2 separate regions of the Homo sapiens genome follow, and region 2 is linked to region 1. The links are chromatin contacts, found by Hi-C or POLR2A ChIA-PET in ENCODE. All regions are on one chromosome and are shown on one strand. Each heading gives the region's core, a stretch centred on a gene start or an enhancer-like site at or near the end of the contact. The rest is flanking DNA. Distances are from core to core; before and after follow the strand shown. Region 1 overlaps LOC107985255 (a long non-coding RNA gene). Region 2 overlaps LOC107985255 (a long non-coding RNA gene).

Evidence for each region. Hi-C counts contacts between places; a loop is a spot of excess contacts on that map. ChIA-PET counts read pairs that join two places held with the same protein, here RNA polymerase II (POLR2A). Pooled maps may share reads with other maps.
Region 2: a map of PC-3 shows a loop between it and region 1 (5-fold over the local background). The contact joins two enhancer-like sites. A Hi-C loop is called at or near these places in 1 of 168 maps with a recorded cell type or tissue (PC-3), 4 of 37 single-sample maps with no recorded cell type and 4 of 50 pooled maps. POLR2A ChIA-PET finds 5 or more read pairs at or near these places in 2 of 52 experiments (A673 and Panc1).

Annotation. Positions count from the first base shown.
Region 1 is chr1:209,036,508-209,042,119 of GRCh38, forward strand. All of the region lies in intron 1 of LOC107985255 (a long non-coding RNA gene), which reads right to left. Among named protein-coding and RNA genes, the nearest start is that of LINC01774, 67 kb to the left of the region's middle. Within about 2 kb of position 2,949, at least 3 of the 41 ENCODE cell types and tissues checked have a DNase peak (open chromatin) inside an H3K27ac peak, as active enhancers do; they include PC-3, where a contact is called at or near this core.
Region 2 is chr1:209,069,338-209,074,949 of GRCh38, forward strand. The region is part of intron 1 of LOC107985255 (a long non-coding RNA gene); the gene reads right to left. Among named protein-coding and RNA genes, the nearest start is that of LINC01774, 100 kb to the left of the region's middle. Within about 2 kb of position 3,279, at least 3 of the 41 ENCODE cell types and tissues checked have a DNase peak (open chromatin) inside an H3K27ac peak, as active enhancers do; they include PC-3, where a contact is called at or near this core.

The DNA.
Region 1 (5,612 bases), core at 1,699-4,198:
TGCAGAGGAAAAGATGGAAGATTGAGGCAACTAAGCTGGAAAGTCCTAAACATCAGCAATTTTTCTTTTTTTAACAATCTGAAAATTTTTGGCCGAGGAGCTAGAAGCCTTTATTTCATATCTCTTTCAGAGTTTAAAAATCTTCACATCTACCCATTCCATTTGCCCAAAGAAAAGGATGCTTTAAGTGACTAAATGACAAGAGACTGCTTATGTTCCTTCTTAGGGCCTGGAAGTAACAATGCCAGGGCTGTCAGCAAAGCCTAAATGAGTCCATCTTTCCTAACATGGACTTGCGGCAATTCTGTCATGGTAGTTTACATGTGTGTGATTGGATTGACTACAAGGTTTGAATCATGTCTCTCAGTGAATGAGGATTCAACCTAAAATATGAAACCATTGTAAACTAAACAGACCATAAATTAAAAATTTTACTTACAGGCATTTAGAAATTAATTCTCATGTGCTCAAGTATTTTCATGTTTATGCTACATTATGTGATAAAAACCTATTTTTACTAACCTATTTGGCTTATTAGCAGCAATTTTCTATTAATGAACACCAAGCTGGATATTCCTTGGAGGCAAAGAGTGCACTGGATTCTCTCTATCCCAAGGTACAGACACATAGTAGATACTCATAGTAGATACTTAAATGTTTATTGGATAATAGGAGGAATTATTGTCTTTTCTTTTGTATGCAATATATTTTCAAGCGGTTAAGTTGTAATCCTTATAAAATATTGCTATTCAGATTTTCCATGACATCATATTTTACTTTAAGCTGTACTCTACCCTGCCAATATTTTCAAACAGTAAACTTTCATAGAATTTACACAACTACTTCAAAACTTAGCAATTAAATTCACTTTTATTTCTGTAATAAGAGAATATAGACTTAAAGAATTTGATGAATAAAGTCATAAGGATCCCTCCTCCAATTGATTCCATTATTGGCATTTTATAGGTAAGCTGGGTATCTTCAGGTGTGTTTCTTCCCCATGGAATTGTTTGCCCTGTGGCACTGCAAGCCTGGCACTCATTGCTCTTTAGCAAAGGGTTAAAGCAGCCATTTGTTCTCAGAGCATTTTGTTTTCCCCAAGATTTCCATTACTGCTATAAATTTTTCAGCGTGGCTTTTATGTAAATGCAGCAAGAAAGGCAAGACAGAAAAATTTATTTGTAAGCTTTAGGGGGAAAAATGAGGAATCTGAAACTGTTTATTGAAAATAAATGAATATGGAATGTAGAATGGAGGCCAAAGAAGAAATGAATATTTTGTCTAAGTACCACTTGAACAAAACCCCAGAGTAGGAGGTGGAGGCTAACATGGACTGTTTCTGGGGCAACCAAGCATACTTTTGGCTGCAGACAGGCCAAGGTCAAAATCCAAAGTCTTACTCAAAGAAGCCGTAGATCCCACTGAAAGCCAAATCCTGGGCTGGTGGTCAGAAAACTCTGAATTGGTGTGTGTCCTGAAGCAGGTCATTTGATGTCCTCGATCTGTCATAGAAACATTTCCATACCCCACCCACACTTCTGATAGGATGCTATTTTCAGTACTCCCTTGAAAGCTGAAAGTGGGTATTATTCATATCTGTATACTCAAAAACTTCACACATAGGCAGTCATTAATTCATTATGTTACATGGAAGAATTTGAGAACCTTTAAGTATGAAGTGCTTTGTCAGTACTCCGCTTTTGAATATAGGTTATATTATCATTCAGGTATGGCGACATCAACAGATCGGGAGATGACTACCAGTGGAAAGAGTTTGCTACTCACAGATCCCAAAGAAGGCGCATGCCACATTAAGGGGTAGGGACAGGTGGGGAAGGAGACATACAGGAAGGCACCAAGGTAGCTCAGGAGGCAGAGGGAATGAAGGGAAAACGTGGGCAAAAGCCTTTATTGTGGTTTCCGTGGGAAGAAATATGTGAGGCAGGATAAGGATGCTTAGGATTGGCCCATCTGAATAATTTTAATAGGTTCTGGGGAAGAAGGACTGTTCCTGTTAGTCTGGTATCTGGCCCCAGGGTGATTAGAACAGAGATAGTAGCCAGGAATGTGAGAGCCTAATAGAATAGAGGTGACTGGATTAAAGTCATGGGTTACAGAACAGTCCCTCCAGGACCAGCAAGTCCCCAAGATGTCAAAGCATAAGAAAACAAAAAGGAAGATTAATATACTTTGCATATACTCTTTTTAGGTAAACATCAAACCTATTTTACTGTATATTTTTATAGGACAAAAGTAAGGCTCAACATGATTTGAAACTGAGCCGTGGTTACATGGTAGTTGGAAGGACCAAAATTGACAACTAGGTTTCTATAAATCCAAAGGGCATGTCTTCTAGTTCTGACATGCTGCCTTCTATGTCTACTGTTTCCAGTTTGGATTGCAATATACCTCTCCTAGCTACAGGCACATAGCTAACACACACACACACACACAGACACATTCACACACACATACTCATTCACATATCAGTCTAGAATTTCTAGACTGGCAAGATAGTTCTGACAATAACCCAAACTTTAGATTCATATGGTGGAAGGGAGATTTGTATGGGAATGAGGATATTTAGCAATTAATTCTGTTTGTCACCCATATGTTGTGGACCTTGAAAGGTCATTTGGCCCACGAAGGCTGAGCACAATCCTTTCTATATAGTAGATAGTCAAATACTCTCCAAATTGACTTAGGTCTTAGTTTCCTTCCCAGTAACAGGAAGAAATTAAAATAGATATGTTTCAAGGTGATTTATATTATTAAAAATAATAATCCTCTGATATGTTACAATGCCTGAAAAACCTAATATTTTACCTGAAAGAAGACTCAACCAAAAATTATATTATCCCTGCTAGCTTATCCCCCTTCCCTGCTTATAGATCAGCAAGATTGGGTAAGCTTGGTTTCATCAGGCCAGAGTTTATGACTAAATGTGTGAGACATCCTGGGCTGTTAGGAATGAGTCACTTGGGCAGGTGGGCAGCCCGGGTGCAATCTCACCAGGAGCCCCAAAGCCTGCTTCTGTAAGAAACACTGCTACACATGCGATTACAGGAAGTAATTTGGCACTGAGCAGCCCTATTGAGTCATCACTCTTGTTCTTATACGAGACTCGATATTTCCTCTTTTTAATTAAAAAAAGAAACATGCTGGCATTCCATAAATAACATCAGTGATGCAAAAAAAGGCAAGGCACAAAGGAAGGAGAAACTGGAAGAGCCTAACCTTAGCCAGGCTTCGTCTTCCTTAAACTGTCTCCTCTGTCCTCAGCTCAGCAACACCCACAGATCACTGCTGCTGGACAGCGTCTACCCCTGCCCTTGTGGGAGCTAAAGGGATGAAGGGAGGACAAAAAAGGGGGGGACTTCTTTCAAATCTTGTGCTAATGGAAATAGAAAGAAAAAACCATTGATCATTTGAATTGGAACTTGCACTGTCTCTGTGTTACATCTTTAGGATGAGTTTGGAGACAGAGCAAAGGTTAGGAAGTGAGAAGTTGACTTTGGACTTTTTTTTTTTTTTTTTTTTTTGAGACGGAGTCTCACTCTGTCACCCAGGCTGGAGTGCAGTGGCATGATCACGGCTCACTGCAAGCTCCACCTCCTGGGTTCATGCTATTCTCCTGCTTCAGTCTCCCAAGTAGCTGGGACTACAGGTGCCCACCACCATGCCTGGCTATTTTTTTTTTTTTTTTTTTTTTTGTATTTTTAGTAGAGATGGGGTTTCACCGTGTTAGCCAGGATGGTCTCCATCTCCTGACCTCGTGATCCACCCACCTCGGCCTCCCAAAGTGCTGGGATTACAGGCATGAGCCACCGCGCCCAGCTGACTTTGGACATTTTTATTGCTGTTGAAGAGTCAATGGGGCACAATCCAGTGTAAAAAATCCCAGAGTTTTATCCTAACTTTGCCATTGTTTTTCCTTTATGACCTTGGGCCAAAACCTTCACCACTCTGAGCTTTGATTTTTATATGCATTATACAAAAGGCTAATCCTGAGTCATTCCTTTGCTCATTCTACAGTCACTCTTATGTCTTTGACTGTGTGCAAAGCACGGGGCTAAAAGTTTCCTTTAGGGAACTCAGGGTCTTGAGGGGATGGGGTACAGTCTATGAGACTTTGTGCACTTTCCTAATGTCCTAGTGAATTACTCACTCGAAAGAGGCTGTATGATTCGGAATCCCTTCCAGATTTCTTGGTCTGGGATCTGTGAGGGAGGTGACTTTGTTAATTCTCTTGGGCTCCCAGCAATGTTTTGAAATAGCAATTCATTAGATCATCTAATCTTTTAAAGTAATGAAACCTTTCTAACAATAGACTCATATGTACAATTCCAATACATAAATCCGTCAGTAATAAAGCTGCTTTGGCTGAAACTGAGGCAGAAGGTGTGGAGCTTCTTGCTTGAGCTGTCTCTGGAACACCTTCCTCTTAATCCTTTGGCACTGTAGAATACAATTTTAAAACCATTGCTTTATTACCTTTCAAAGAAATTTTCAAGTGAACAAAGTTCTCCAAAATAAATAGAGCCTTGGCACCTGAAGAAGGATGAGTTTGAGCAACATACATGGTTCTCAGCCCTTGCCCTACCTTTTGTTTCTCTGGTGTATTGGTGGAGGCCCATGTCATGTGTGAACTGATTCACAGGACCTCAAGACAAGCCAAGGGCCTAAGAACCAAATGGTAGAGGTTCAGCAGGAAAGTTGTCTCTGTGCCATGGGCAGGAGAGGCCCCATTCTGCCAGCTTAATCCTCAACTCCCACATGGTAAGAGCAAAGCAACAAAATGAAGTCTGCCTTGGTTTTATTGAGAAAATGGCCCAGGAGACATATAATAGAGATAGGTCGGAGGTATGAGAACAAACCATTTCCTACACTCTGATTTCTTTGAGGGAAAGATCCATGCCAACTGTATAATTGTTCCTAGAGAGGTATATGTAGTAAATGGAGACAATATGTATTATTGATGGGATAAATGAGTTAATTAATAATACATGTACTCTGTTTCAAAAATATTATAGAAAAATCAACGAATTTGGATGGTATCCATCCACAAGGTTAGAAAAAAAAAAAACGTTCTCAGCAAACTATCGCAAGGACAAAAAAACCAAACACCGCATGTTCTCACTCATAGATGGCAATTAAACAACGAGAACACTTGGACACAGGAAGGGGAACATCACACACTGGGGCCTGTCGTGGGGTGGGGGGAGGGGGGAGGGAAAGCATTAGGAGATATACCTAATGTAAATGACGAGTTTATGGGTGCAGCACACCAACATGGCACATGTATACATACGTAACAAACCTGCACATTGTGCACATGTACCCTAGAACTTAAAGTATAACTAAAAAAAAAAAAAAAGAAAAAAGAAAAAAAAACAATGTATTGTAAAATTATAAATTTGGGGCCATGACATATTGATCTTTAAATGCCAACATCTAGCATAGAGTCTAGCACATAATAGGCTATTTTAGACCAGTTAGGCTGGTGTGGTGGTCTTTAATGATACTCTAAATGCACAGTAAGATTGTACTTTCTGTCCTTGATTGGGGTCATATGACCAAATCTGTCCAATGAGTTGTGGGTGAGGAATGAC
Region 2 (5,612 bases), core at 2,029-4,528, 33 kb after region 1:
CACACACAAAATTATTTCTTGCTGGTTGGATGAACAGTTGGCAATTATTCAAGGACCCAGACTAATGGAGGCTATGCCATTGTCAAGATGTGGGTGTTATTCTTTATATATTCTCATTTCTGCCACCTTGAAAACACAATGAAGAAGACATGCATGGGAATTTTCAGAGGCCAAGCCTGGAAGTGGCACACGTCATTGCTGTGTCACCCTCCACTGGCAGGACTTCTATCACATAAATGCACCTACCAACAAGAGAGGCTAGACCCACAGTCTTTCTTCCCAGGAAGTAGAAAGCATAGACTTCAGTGAGAACCTAGCAGTTTCTGCTGCATGGAGCATTATAAAACTGTAATTATATGTTGCACTGATGCTCTCTGGCCTCATCAACCCATGGATATAAATGAGATTACATTAATATTTATGTCCAAATTTGCAAAGACATGTATATCAACTGATTGACCATAGACCCTCAATGCCCCCTGTAAAAGCCTGTGCAGTTTGTTTGTGGGAGCTCCAGCAAGGTATTTAATGAGCTCAAAAATAATTCCATTAATGTTATTCTATTATGACTTCCTTATAGCAACAACAAAAATAACACCAATAATAGCAAACACTTTCTGAGACCTTTCCACCTGCTAGTCACTACTTTAAGCCTTTACATATATTTGTTAATTTAATCTTTAAATATTAGACCCATTTTTCAGATGAGGAAATCAAGGCACAGAGAGGTCAAGTAACTTACTGAAGGTTGAGGAGCTGGTGAGTGGCAGCGCAGGATACAAATCCACTCAGTCCAGCTCTAGAACTCCCTGCTGGGTCTCTATATTCTCTCTCCTCCCACACCTGGGTCACCAATATACTCTAAAAAAACAATAATGTCTATGATAAGGGTGTTGTCTTGGTCTGCTATCGTAACAAAATACCATTGCCTGGGTGCCTTAAACTGAAATTTATTTTCTCACAGTTTTGGAGGATAGGAAGTTCAAGATCAAGGTTCTGATAGGATTTGCTTTCTACTGAGGGCCCTCTTCCTGGTTTGCAGACAGCTGCCTTCTCACTGTGCCCTCGCATGGCAGAGAGAACAAGATCTCCGAGGTCTCTTCCTTTCATGAAGATACCAGCTCCATCAGATGAGGGCCCCACCTCATGACCTGACATAACCTTAATCACTTCCTGAAAGGCCCTGTCTCCAATTCAGTCACATGGAGGGCTTAAGGCTTCAACCTGCAAATTAGGGGGAGACACAATTCACTCCATAACATGTATTATCTTCTAGTCCTCCCCACACCATAAATCCTAGAGGTACCTGAACTCCAGAAATAGGAAGAAAGCCCCTCTCCTAAATTCAGCTCTCTCCTTTACCTACTAGATCCTGAGCAACAATATTCATGCTTGGAATTTCATAAAGCTTCCCAAGAAAACTATCCTGCAGCTCTCTCTATCATGAAGATCAATTCCAGCTCTTTCTCTCAGTATAGCACAGGAAAAGAAAGCTTCCCTTTCACTTTCCCCATGTTTTCCCAAGTGTTCATGTACAAAATTCCTTCCTTTCCTTTATCTCCCAAATAGAGACCGTATCCACACTCCACAAATATTAACTCATGCACACAGGCTGAAGGAGAGCTTTCCAGACGACCCCCACAGTCTGATGTTCAGTGTGGTTAGGCTGGTTCCTTCCGTTACCAGAGATCCTGGAGGATGCTTCCTTCACATATAGTCAAGTTGACCTGTCAGAGTGGGTGGAGTTGGGCACACAGCTTGTCAGTCATCCCTGTGTTGTAAATAAGCTGAACGCAGGATTCATCCCTCCAAGAGGAAATGAGGATATACTAACTGGGTGACCCAAAACAGAAAGAGACAGGCTATCTCAGACCATCAAATGAAGCTGTCATGATGCAGACAGGCTTCAGGGAAAATGGTGCGTGTTATCTAGGCCGTGTTGCCATTATGTATGACAGCTGCATGTCCTGAATTTTCTAGGTCAGTCCCGATTTCAAATATTCTATCACCTTGTCAGACCATGTATTCCGAATTTGCATTTGGAAAATGTGGCCACTAAATCCTTGGGACACTGGATCAGCATATTAGTTTAGGGGGGTAGAATCAGCCTGAATAGTATTGATGAATATGTTTTAGAAAAATCAATCTTTCCTCAGGGGCAAAATTAGAGCTTATAAACTGAAGTCACCAGACCTCTAGAAGGAGGAAAATAATGACTCTAAAGCCAGTATGAGAGTTTCTGCGGCCCTGGGAGGCATGTGTGAAACCAAATAGGGTAGGACTCTCTTCTTCGGCTGATGGGGCAGAGAAACTCTGAGGGAGAGTGGCCTCAGTGCCTGCGTGTGGGTACCCCCTTACCTCCAAGAGCCTCCCCCTGACAAGACAGAATGACCTGAGATGCTGGGCAAGGAATTGGCCTTAGATGCAGGTATTGGGAGAGAAACCTAAGGCTCCATTATTAATGTAGAATTGCACTAACAAAATCTAAGACAGATCAGAAATGTGAACACACCATGATTTAGTATCCATCCCAAGGAGAGGTGACAGAGGAATACAGGATGGGCGTACACATCGAAAAGGGGCAAGGACATTGGGGATGATGATCCCTTCCAGTTTCAGTCTGAGGCACACTTGGTACATCAGCCCCTACCCCTGTACTCCTACAACTCCTCTGAGCAATGAATCTTAAAACCCTTTACAATTTAAGCGATTTACCAAAATTAGCAATCCATGGATACATTTATTCCCCTTGTCTTCAGGTAAATATAAAACTAAGGTTCTCTGAGACTATGGTCATTTTTGATATTAAAATTTCTATAGAGGGAAAAACCACCAGTATCAATGTCTTGATTTCTGACTAAGAAAATGCTTTGTGTTGTCTACCACCAGTATTTCCTGCTTTAGGCAAAACCCATACCCAGGGCCTCTGTGAGCCTAGATAATTTTTGTGCAAATTAGAAAAAGTGCCTCGACCTCCAGGTGGCACAGCCCTCTTTCAGGGAAGCAGGTTTGGGAACAAAGTGCAGACTGGGCTGCAGAGCCACCTTACCCCGTGTCCGTGTGCTACCGTGTGTTCCAGGTCTGCCCACGGCCTCCCGCCCAGGTCTCATGGTGGTGGAGATTGTCAACTGGTCACAACCCATGCTTCAGGCATTTGTAATAAAACTTGCCAAATCTGAAGTAATTTAAAGACAGGATCAGAAAACTATCTCCATAGAGATATATGTTCTCCAGATAGAGAGCACCCACAGGTTGAACTGTTTCATACAAAAGTCAATTGTTTTTTAAGACCTCAGAGCTTTAGAGATTGTTGATGTTTCTAGAGTTACCATGGGCATGCCATTTAACATGGATGCTACAGGGACCACAAGGATGAATAGGGTACATTTTTTTCTCTTGAATCAGAACAGTTTTGTATGAGTGATAAGGTAGACATGCCTAAAAAGCCAATAAAAGTGCAATGCTGTATAAGTTTAAGTGTCAAGTGAGTGGAATTGAGATATGCTGCAGAAGTTCAGAAAAGAAGAGAACATCATGGGCCATAGGACTCACAGAGACTTCATGAAGAATTCAAATATATAAAATGGAGAAAGGAAGGGAAAGAATGATATATTTGAACAAAAATTGTCTAGTTTCAGGTGCAGAGGCAGTGAAAGGCAAAGAAGATGACAAGAACAAAACTTGAAGGTCTGAACTGAACCTGGGATTGCGGTCAATGTTCTTAGAGAAAAAAGTGATGAATATTGCGTATGCATATCTGGGAAGTAAATTTTTTTTTTTTAGACAGAGTCTCGCTCTGTCACCCAGGCTGGAGTGCAGTGGCGCGATCTCAGCTCACTGCAAGCTCCGCCTCCCGGGTTCACGCCATTCTCCTGCCTCAGCCTCCTGAGTAGCTGGGACTACAGGCACCTGCCACCATGCCCAGCTAATTTTTTGTATTTTTAGTAGAGATGGGGTTTCACCGTGTTAGCCAGGACGGTCTCGATCTCTTGACCTCGTGATCCGCCCAGCTCAGCCTCCCAAAATGCTGGGATTATAGGTGTGAGCCACCGCACCCGGCTCTGGGAAGTAAATATTTAAAAGACAACATTTATTTACAAAGTCAGCTAGGGGAACTCAAAACATCAGAGACTTAGTAATAGAACAAACACAAGTTCAAAATCCAGCTCCACTCCTCATGAGTTACATAACCATGACATGTTTCTTAAACTCTCCAAAACTCCATTTCCTTATTTGTAAAAGTAGAAATAAAAAATGCCAGTTATCTAAGATAATTAAGGAGATTGAAAGCAATACAGAATATATGTGTCTGCCATATAGTAGGTGTTCAGTACCCAGGAGCTCTTGGGATTATTTCAGCTTCAAAATCCTCTAACTATGAATGACCTGAAGGTAAAATAATCAATTTTATCTTTGACTTCTAAGACTACTGCAAACATCAATGGCTTCTATATGCATCAAAAATAACCAATTGTATATTGTAATGCAAGATGGACTCTTGTCAGGGTTCTTGGTTATAAACAACAGAAACTGATTCTGGCTATCTTAGGCAGAAACAAAGCTTATTGGTAGGGCATTAGGTAGTCCACTGCATTGACTAGGAACAGGGGTTCAGGAAGAACCAAGGCAAACAATGTTCAGCCAAGATCATGCCAAAGGCAATTGGCATAGCACACCACCACTGATGCCACCATTGGATGCCCACTACCATGCTGCTGGACTGCTCCATCCCAGCAATTGCACCACCATGCCACTGAACAGAACTCTGGCCTCCAGGCACCTGCTATGCCAAAAAAAGTCTCTAACTAACCCTTTGACTTATCCTCTTAGTGTTTACAATCTGACAGTGACATTTCATTAACCAAGCTTAAATTATATGTCCATTCTCTAGCTACCCAGGGTAGGAAGATAAAATGCCCCCACTACTTTATCTTCTGTAGTGAGAGATAAGTAGGAAACAGAGGCCCTCCTTTCCCATGCCTTGAGATTCTCCCAACATAGAAAAGGAGTATGGATGGCAAAATAGCAAAACTGCAAATGTCCAGTGTGCACTAGCAATCAAAATCTGCTAAATATACATGCACAAATCTGAAAAGAAATTAAGCAAGACCTATAGAAGAAAACTATAAAACTTTCCTCAATGAAGGAGAAGAGTCTAATATTAATGTCAAGGCATACCATGTTTCTGAAATAGAAGCCTCAATATAGTGAATATGTCAATCCTCTCCAGATCTACAAGTTCACTAAAATTTTCTATCAGAATTACAAGAGTTTTTATTTGTTCATGTTTTTTAAAATTTGACATTTCTAAAGTTTATACATAAAATGATTTATGTAAAAGAGCAAATAAATTTTTGGAAAAGAAAAATAAATGAGTGTTTGTCATACAGATATCAAAATACACTATAAACCTACAACTGTATGGCATGGTATTGACTCAGGAATAGATTCATAAGTAAGTAGCAAACTAGCACTCAGTCATTATACAAACAGACATTTAGTGTATATAAGAAGATATTTCAGATCAGTGGGGAATCAGGGATCAGAAAACCTTTTCTTTACAAGACAATATTATAAATATTTTAGACTTTGGGGGACAAAGTCTCTGTTGC